Regions from separate parts of the Homo sapiens genome. Here all the other regions are linked to region 3. The links are chromatin loops, found by intact Hi-C in ENCODE. Cell type or tissue: endothelial cell of umbilical vein. All regions are shown on one strand. Region 1 has its middle 6.8 kb from the start of WDR1. Region 2 overlaps CLNK (cytokine dependent hematopoietic cell linker). Region 3 overlaps CLNK (cytokine dependent hematopoietic cell linker).

Region 1 (2,500 bases), 410 kb before region 3:
GCTATCTGATCATCAAGATCCCGGTGAAGGGGGTGGTAACTGGGTGGAGTTGAGCCTCCACACTGGAGGACCTAAGGCCGTGTCTTGCACTGCTTCGAAGCTCCTGTAGCTGCAAAAGAACTCTGGGGACAGTTAAACAATTCCCCTGTCCCATTCTTCTTAAACTCCCATAAGTGATAGAACACAGTCGCTTCTGTCTACCTGCTGCCTGAGACTTGGTGTGTTGCTGTGAGGCCTGGTGACAGCCCCGGCCTGTCCTTTCCCGGGACCCTTCCTGGAACGTTTACTTACCCTCATACTTGCAAGCACTTCGTGTGAGCTAGATGCTGGGTTTGTGGGCCCTTGCCCTTCATCTTACATCAGGGAAGGGAACTTGGGTTGGAACTTTGCCGAGTTGAAAAGCAAGTGATGCAACCAGGAGTTAAACAGGTTGGGTCTACAGAGTCTAAACTGTCCTTTACACGTGAAAGGGCTGAAATGGATAGATCAGATATGGAAGTTTTAATTGTGCCCCTAAATAACCAACTTTTCCAGTGAAGGTAGAATCTTAGCATGCTCTCACCCAAGTTCAAGGATAGCGTCAGTCGCTCTCCAGTTGAAAGCTTTGTCTTTGGGTAACTACTTACCGTCCTAGGGTTTCTGCCTTTTCCTTCTGACTCAGTCCACAGTGCCTGGGTCTTTGCTGGCCTCCAGTTGTGTGGTCAGAGCTAACGTGTTTGGCTGTTGAGCACCGGTGTCTGGCTTGTTTTGTGCCCACAGTGCAGGGGCTTGGCTACGTGGTCACTGGGCATCCTGTGGTGCTGTGGGGGTCTGGTCTGAGGGCTGTGCCAGTGCCTGTTGCTGATATGGAGATTCCGGTCATGAGGCTGTTCGCTGCAGCGAGTCTCCTTGTACAGACCCTGTGGTGTGGCCTTCTTGCCCATTGGCCTGAGGGCTTGGGTCCTTCCTCTGCTCCATGAGCATAGAAACTCTAGATCTCAACACCCTGTGTTTGAGTGTTCAAGACTGTTAAACAGAACTGGATCCCAGCCCTCTTTTCCAGGAGTGCTGAGGATCTTTGAGCCCTGACACAGCCACAAATCCATCACAGCTCCTGCCAGCACCTCCCAATGCTGCCCCTGGTTCCTTGGCGGTGGCCTCCGGCCATTTCCAAACACTTCTGCTATTAGCTGCCTTTATAGTCGGCTTCCCTCAACACGTGGACCAAAGGGTCAGCTTTTCTGCCAAACAGGATGGACATAGATTGTTAGTGGAGGAGGGCTCTTGTATTTGTTGCCATGGAGACAGTGACCAGCTGGATGCCCTGCCTCTCCGTTCGCATGCCTCCCTGTGGGGGAGGGGGGGAATCGCACTGCGGATGGGCCTAGGGAACTTGGACATGTGTCATTCAGCCCTTTGCTCCTTTGACTCAGGCTCTGCCTGCCTGTGGTAAACAGGTGCTCTGATCTGCTCCCTCCAAGTGGGTGGTGTTTCTGGGTAGACATTGCCCATCCCAGCAGTGGGGATCTGGTAGTTGAGATCTGCATGTGGCTGGGAAGCTGTACTGCTCTGCTAGGGCTGGCATAACAAACTGCTATGAACTTGGTGGTTTCAACGGAAATTCTTTTCTGGAAGCCAGGAAATCTGAGATCAAGAGGTGGGGTGTGGTTGGCTCCTTGCCAGGCTGTGAAGACTGTTTCAGGCCTCTAGCTTCTGATGGTCTGCTGGCATCTCTGCTCCTTGGCCTGTGGGACCACCACCCCATCCCTGTTTTCATCCTTAATGTCTTCTCCCTGTGCCTGTTTCCGCTTCCCTGTTTAAAGGACACTGGTCCTATGGGAGTAGGGCCCACTTTGAGTTTTACTTCATCTTAATTGCAGCAGCAGGCCACCCTGTCTCTAAACAAGGTCACACACTGAGAAAATACTTCACTGTAGGGGCTGAGTTTCATCTATATTGAAGGTAGGGCTTGCCCTGTCATCCTCCCACCCGTAAAGCCCCAACCACCAGCCTCTCAGCGCCTTGGGGACAAGGCAGAGGCGGTTGAGTTGCGGTGACCCACCTTGTTGACAGTGGCAGTGGTCACACTGTAAAGTGTTGCCACCCATTCTGGGGCACCAGCCCTTGGGGAAACTGGACTTAAGGCACAACCTGGATCAAGAGGCTAGGTGCCTGCACTATATCTGCCTGGCAAAGGAATCACTGAGGAAGTGACTGAAAAGTGCTTCCCTATCTCTGACCCTGGTTTTGGCTTTCATCCTAAAATGCTCTAATGAAGCGGCCTAAAACACATGGCTGCCTTAGAAAACAACCACTGGAGCATTTGAGGAGTTGGCATCTCCCCCGCCTTTGGGGACCGTGGGACCAGTTTCTTAGCTCGGCTGCTGTGGCCATAAAAGTACTCCTGCTTCTAGGCATGACCCGGAGGATGGTGGTGGCCACAAAGCAACCAGGAGTGGGTGCTGTCTCAATGTCCCTGGCTTGGGCCCTAGGTCTAGACAAGGACCTCGGTCCACTTTGT
Region 2 (2,500 bases), 81 kb after region 3:
TGTATGTAATGAGCAAATAAAATAACAACAGTGAATTACCCCTTTTATAGGTCCATAGACGTGTTCCTGGTGGTTTAATTTATAGGTGGTCATGCCTGAAAGATTCTGGATGCGTGATAGAAAACAACATAAAAAAGCAACACACACACACACACACACACACACACACACACACACACACACACACGTATGAATCCTCAAAATAAAAACTTGATTTGTACCTGGTAAGTAGACACCCCATAAATAGCCTGAGTAAAAAAGACATAATGAGCTGGCCATGGTGGTTCACGTCTGTAATCCCAGCGATTTGGGAGGCCGAGGCAGGCGGATCACTTGAGGTCAGGAGTTCGAGACCAGCCGGGGCAACATGGTGAAACCCCATCTCTACTAAAAATACAAAAATTAGGCTGGGCGCAGTGGCTCACGCCTGTAATCCCAGCACTTTGGGAGGTTGAGGCAAACAGATCATGAGGTCAGGAGATCAAGACCATCCTGCCCAACATGGTGAAACCCCGTCTCTACTAAAAATACAAAAATTAGCTGGGTGTGGTGGCATGTGCCTGTAATCCCAGATATTTGGGAGGCTGAGGCAGGAGAATCGCTTGAACCCAGGAGGCAGAGGTTGCAGTGAGCCAAGATCACAGTACTGCACTCCAGCCTGGTGACAGAGCAAGGCTCCGTCTCAAAAACAAACAAACAAACAAACAACACAAAAATTAGCTGGGCATGGTGGCGGGTGCCTGTAATCCCACCTATTCAGGAGGCTGAGGCATGAGAATCATCTGAACCTGGGAGGTGGAGGTTGCAGTGGGCTGAAATCATGCCACTGCACTCCAGCCTGGCCACAGAGGGAGGCTAAGTCTGAAAAAAAAAAAAAAATGTAGTGGACCTTCTTCTGCAGTCTGCAGGGAAGCTGGGAGGGGCCTCCCGTGAGTGCCAGAGGGGCTTCTAGAGAAGGAGCCCCCCAGGAAAATAGCCTTTCCTCTATCTCCTGGTGCCACACTTTATGATCCCAGCAGGTCCACAAAAAAGAAGGGAAAACAAGGTAGGGGAGGGAAATGAGAAGACAGAGTGAGGCCCAATGATGTGCTGCTCCTGGGGGTGGCTCCTGCCTTCTGTCCTCTGAGAATCTCCAGCACCCTCTCCCCTTCCTTTCCTCCACTTCTTACTTCCTCCAATCCATTCACTGTGTTGCAGCCAGGATCCTCATTGTAAAATCTGGCATTCCTAATGCCTGTAGTCACAGTCCATCTTTGGAACATGACTCACCGGCCCTCCATGGTCTGGTCCCTGACAATCCACTCTCTCCCTACAGCCCCGATTCTGCCCCCAAAGAGCAGCCATCATGAACAATTGGCCAAATCTCTGTCTGTAAACAGTAAACGCTGCATGTCACAGCCAGTATTCCCACAATGTCTACAATGAAAAGGTGCATAGGTGAACATGGGATTCATGCTTTCTTGTTCCAGACCCATCTCTCATTTGATCCTCTCAGTAACCAAGTGTTGAGAGAGCTGAAGAAACCTACCCACATCTCTCAGCGAAAAAAATGACATTTATTTTATTTCCATATTCCCAGCTCTTAGAATGGGGCCCCGCCCACAGGAAGAGTTCAATACAGATTGGTGTGAAGTGACAGAAATGAGCTTTTGTACAAGGTCTGCCCAACATCATGGTCCTGAGAAAGACACCTGAGTTTGAAGTCATTCCCCAAAAGACAATGGACACATTGGCCTGTGAAAGATCCCACGTCCAAAGTGTCTTGCTGAGAGTGTGTCAGCCACTTTTCTCAATTATTCCTGTTGACAACATTTCAGGTTAAGCCATATTTCTACTTTACAGATTGGGAGGAAAAGCCCAGGGAGGCAAAGTATATTGTTTGCAGCTGCACAACAGTAAACACCTGAATGGCATTCAGTATCAGGCCTATCTGACCCAAAGACTGTTTCTTTCCACTGCGTCATGCTGGGTTTCATGGAAATGGAGAGTGGCTGGAATCCTAGATTTACCCCATGGCTTATCTACTGCCCTTGGTACACAGTTGATTTCCCATGCTGATGAGCTCTGGGGTGTGGCAGATCTATCTTATCATGTTGTCTAGAGACATGGGTTTTCAAAGCACTTATCAAAAGATAATCAAACCCAGGAAGCCAGGGTTGGAGTCAATCATTATATCTCATCTGTGTTCCCCAGGGACTGTTTAATAGCAGCATTTGGCATCGAAGGTGTTTAGGTTTTGCTACATATTGAGAATATTGTAAGAATTAAATGAGATAATGCATGCAAAATGCTTACAACCATGCTTGGAATAGAACAAGTCCTCAGTAAGTATTTAGGCTAGAAATTTTTACCAAAATGAATTCAACAACACATTTATTTTTTTCTTAGTGCTCAATGTGGGCCGAGAATTACTCTCAGTGCTCAAGATATATCAGTGAACAAAATAAAGAAGATGGCTAATTCCTATGGAACAAAGCAGAAAAGGATCTCTATCCATGGA
Region 3 (2,500 bases):
CCTTTCATCAAATTTTCAAAGTAGTGTGAGGTCCATTAAATGTTAAAAACAGTTGGTTTACAGATGAGGTCCCAAAGGGTCATGCCATTCTCCTAGATTCCTGCAGTCATCTGAAGGCTAAACTAACCCTGAGCCCAGCTCTCCTGACTCATAGTTGCTTCATAGATAAGAAACTTTTGGCAACAAATTGCTTAGAGAGGCATTGTATGCCTCCCTCTGAAGCTAGCCAACAGAGAAGGCTTTTTGTTTCAAAGACTTTGGCATTCCCTAGGATTCTGGAAAGAGGACATACATTTCATTATGGACAGAAAATCAAAGAAAATCTATAGGCTAAGTAAAAAGAGTAATGAATCCATTCTAGTGGGTGGTTTGAAAGTATCCCTACTGAGTCTCCCCCAGGACTTTGAACCTGGCTGTTCAAAGTGCTCAATCGGATGCAGTGATTGCTCTCAGGCTTGTCAAAGGGGAGAGGAAGAGGAGATGAGAACAGTGCAGAGAAGCCCTCTATCTGGGGGAGCAGTTGTTTTATTTAATTGAGACCAACCAACTTTTGGTTTGAGGGCTCTGAATTTAAAATCAAATGTAGTTAGAAAAGTAGCATGAAATTGCTCATTTTTCTTCTGTAACTTTTTTATTGTTAGAAAATAAACATAGTCAAGTTAAATAGTAGTATCTCTTTTATTACCTCTCTCCCTCTTTCTCCTTCCTTTTTTCTTTTCCTTTTTCCTCCCTCCTTCCCTTTTCCTTCCTCCCTTTCTTTCACCTTCTCTGCCCCCTCCTTTCATTCCTTCCTTCCGTATTCTTTTTAGTTATTTTAGTTCAGAGCTAATTCTGTATTTTTTTTAAGGCAGAGAGACACGGCGGTGGGGAAGACACCTAGACTTCGGGATTTCCAGGACTGGCCCTATCTCCTGCTGGGTGTGAGGACTCTGGCCAAGTTTGCCACCTCTCCGGGGTTTCATTTTTCTCTTAGGGCTTTGTGAGTACAAAATGAGACAATGAGTCTTTCCTTTCTGTGAAAACTATAAAATGCCATATGAATTTGAGCAGAGGGAGGTAGCACATAAAAGATTCTAGTCCACAAGACAGTGTTCAAGCAAGCACTGAGCGCAGGCACAAGCACAGCTTGCCCTGATGGGCTTTTGTTATGAAGAAATGGTCTTGAATCTCAGCCTAAACAAACAATGGGGAAGCGTCTTGGCAAAAGATAAGGAGCAAGAATGTGTTTTTGCACTAGACCTTCTTGTTCTTTAGATGATATCAACTTCTAGCAGAATGCCAACTAAAGTTGCAAAGAAAACAAACAGTTCTGCACATTTCCTGCCATCTAAGGCTGACCCCCCATCTCCCAATTCTTTTTTGCCTGTTTGTGATTGGAGGGCCTACTGTCCTCTCAGACTGACCAAAGGGTTATGATTTGCGGTCATCGTCATCGTGAGCAGCACCCAACTACTACTCGAGATACCCAGGCCTAGCTTACAGGAAGCAGGGGACGGAGTCCTGTATTCAGGCACCTTGGATGTGTGGGTTCCCCCAGCAGCTGAGCATCACCCCAGCCTGCTCCTTCCAGGTGACACTAAGGAAGTGCAACCCCTCCCAGAAGAGCATGAGCCTGGTGAAGTCCTCAGTGGAACCAGAACTGTTCTTCTCGTCAAGCAGTTATCTATGTTATCTTTCTTGGCACGATTGTCTTATGGATTAGGGAGATTAGGGGTAATAAATGTCTCGTTTGAGTGACAAGCTGGAAATGTGACTTTTTGATTTTAACATTCTCATAAAACCAACAAATGAAAAAGAAAGCAAGGAAAGACATTCACGTCTACTATATAGATAAGAGCATAGGTCAAACACAAAGACAAGAACAAAATTCCTTAGAGTCCAGTGGGAGTGAGGTGAGGCCACTTGTGTTGTTGGACAGTCTTCATCAGTCATGGTGACCCCACTATCCTCGTAGGGAACTTTGTCTTTGGGCACTGAAGGGAGTCAATACCCTTGGAAGGCTCTACTATAGGTTTATCTCACATGACTTTTATGCCATTTATTTAGCCTCCACTGATCACCTGGCCATTTGTGCACTACTTACTTTTGACTTTATCACATCAACTTTGCACAGAAATGTACCCATCCCTATTTTATTTTATTTTTATTTATTTAATTAATTTATTTATTTTGAGATGGAGCTTCGCTCTTGTTGCCCAAGCTGGAGTACAATGGCATGATCTTGGCTCACCGTAACCTCTGCCTCCTGGGTTCAAGCGATTCTCCTTCCTCAGCCTCCCGAGTAGCGTGGCTGGGATTACAGGCATGCGCCACCACACCTGGCTAATTTTGTATTTTTTGTAGAGATGGGGTTTCTTCATGTTGGTCAGGCTGATCTTGAACCCCTGACCTCAGGTGATCCGCCCACCTCGGCCTCCCAAAGTGCTGGGATTACAGGCGTGAGCCACTGCACCTGGCCCCCATCCCTATTTTATGGCTGAGGAAACAGAAACTGGGATGA

The links. Peaks named below come from ENCODE experiments on the same cell type or tissue, not always from the same donor. Only the 100,000 strongest peaks of a DNase experiment are listed, where the experiment ranks them.
Region 1: a loop joins it to region 3, with 8 times the contacts of the local background. A loop is called at or near these places in 1 of 110 quality-filtered maps.
Region 2: it touches region 3 in a loop (9-fold over the local background); 1 of 110 quality-filtered maps calls a loop at or near these places.

Annotation. Positions count from the first base shown.
Region 1 is chr4:10,122,394-10,124,893 of GRCh38, forward strand. No RefSeq gene overlaps it. Among named protein-coding and RNA genes, the nearest start is that of WDR1, 6.8 kb to the left of the region's middle. RefSeq lists enhancers at 361-861, 862-1,362. In endothelial cell of umbilical vein, no CTCF peak of the experiment used is centred here; a DNase peak (open chromatin) is centred at 1,368; H3K27ac peaks cover 1,706 bases.
Region 2 is chr4:10,610,633-10,613,132 of GRCh38, forward strand. All of the region lies in intron 2 of CLNK (cytokine dependent hematopoietic cell linker), which reads right to left. Among named protein-coding and RNA genes, the nearest start is that of CLNK, 73 kb to the right of the region's middle. In endothelial cell of umbilical vein, no CTCF peak of the experiment used is centred here; a DNase peak (open chromatin) is centred at 1,239; H3K27ac peaks cover 987 bases.
Region 3 is chr4:10,529,283-10,531,782 of GRCh38, forward strand. The region is part of intron 12 of CLNK (cytokine dependent hematopoietic cell linker); the gene reads right to left. It overlaps LOC105374482 (a long non-coding RNA gene), which reads left to right. Exons shown (of 3, transcript XR_925387.4): 3 at 848-903. Among named protein-coding and RNA genes, the nearest start is that of ZNF518B, 73 kb to the left of the region's middle. In endothelial cell of umbilical vein, no CTCF peak of the experiment used is centred here; DNase peaks (open chromatin) are centred at 189 and 1,229; H3K27ac peaks cover 1,966 bases.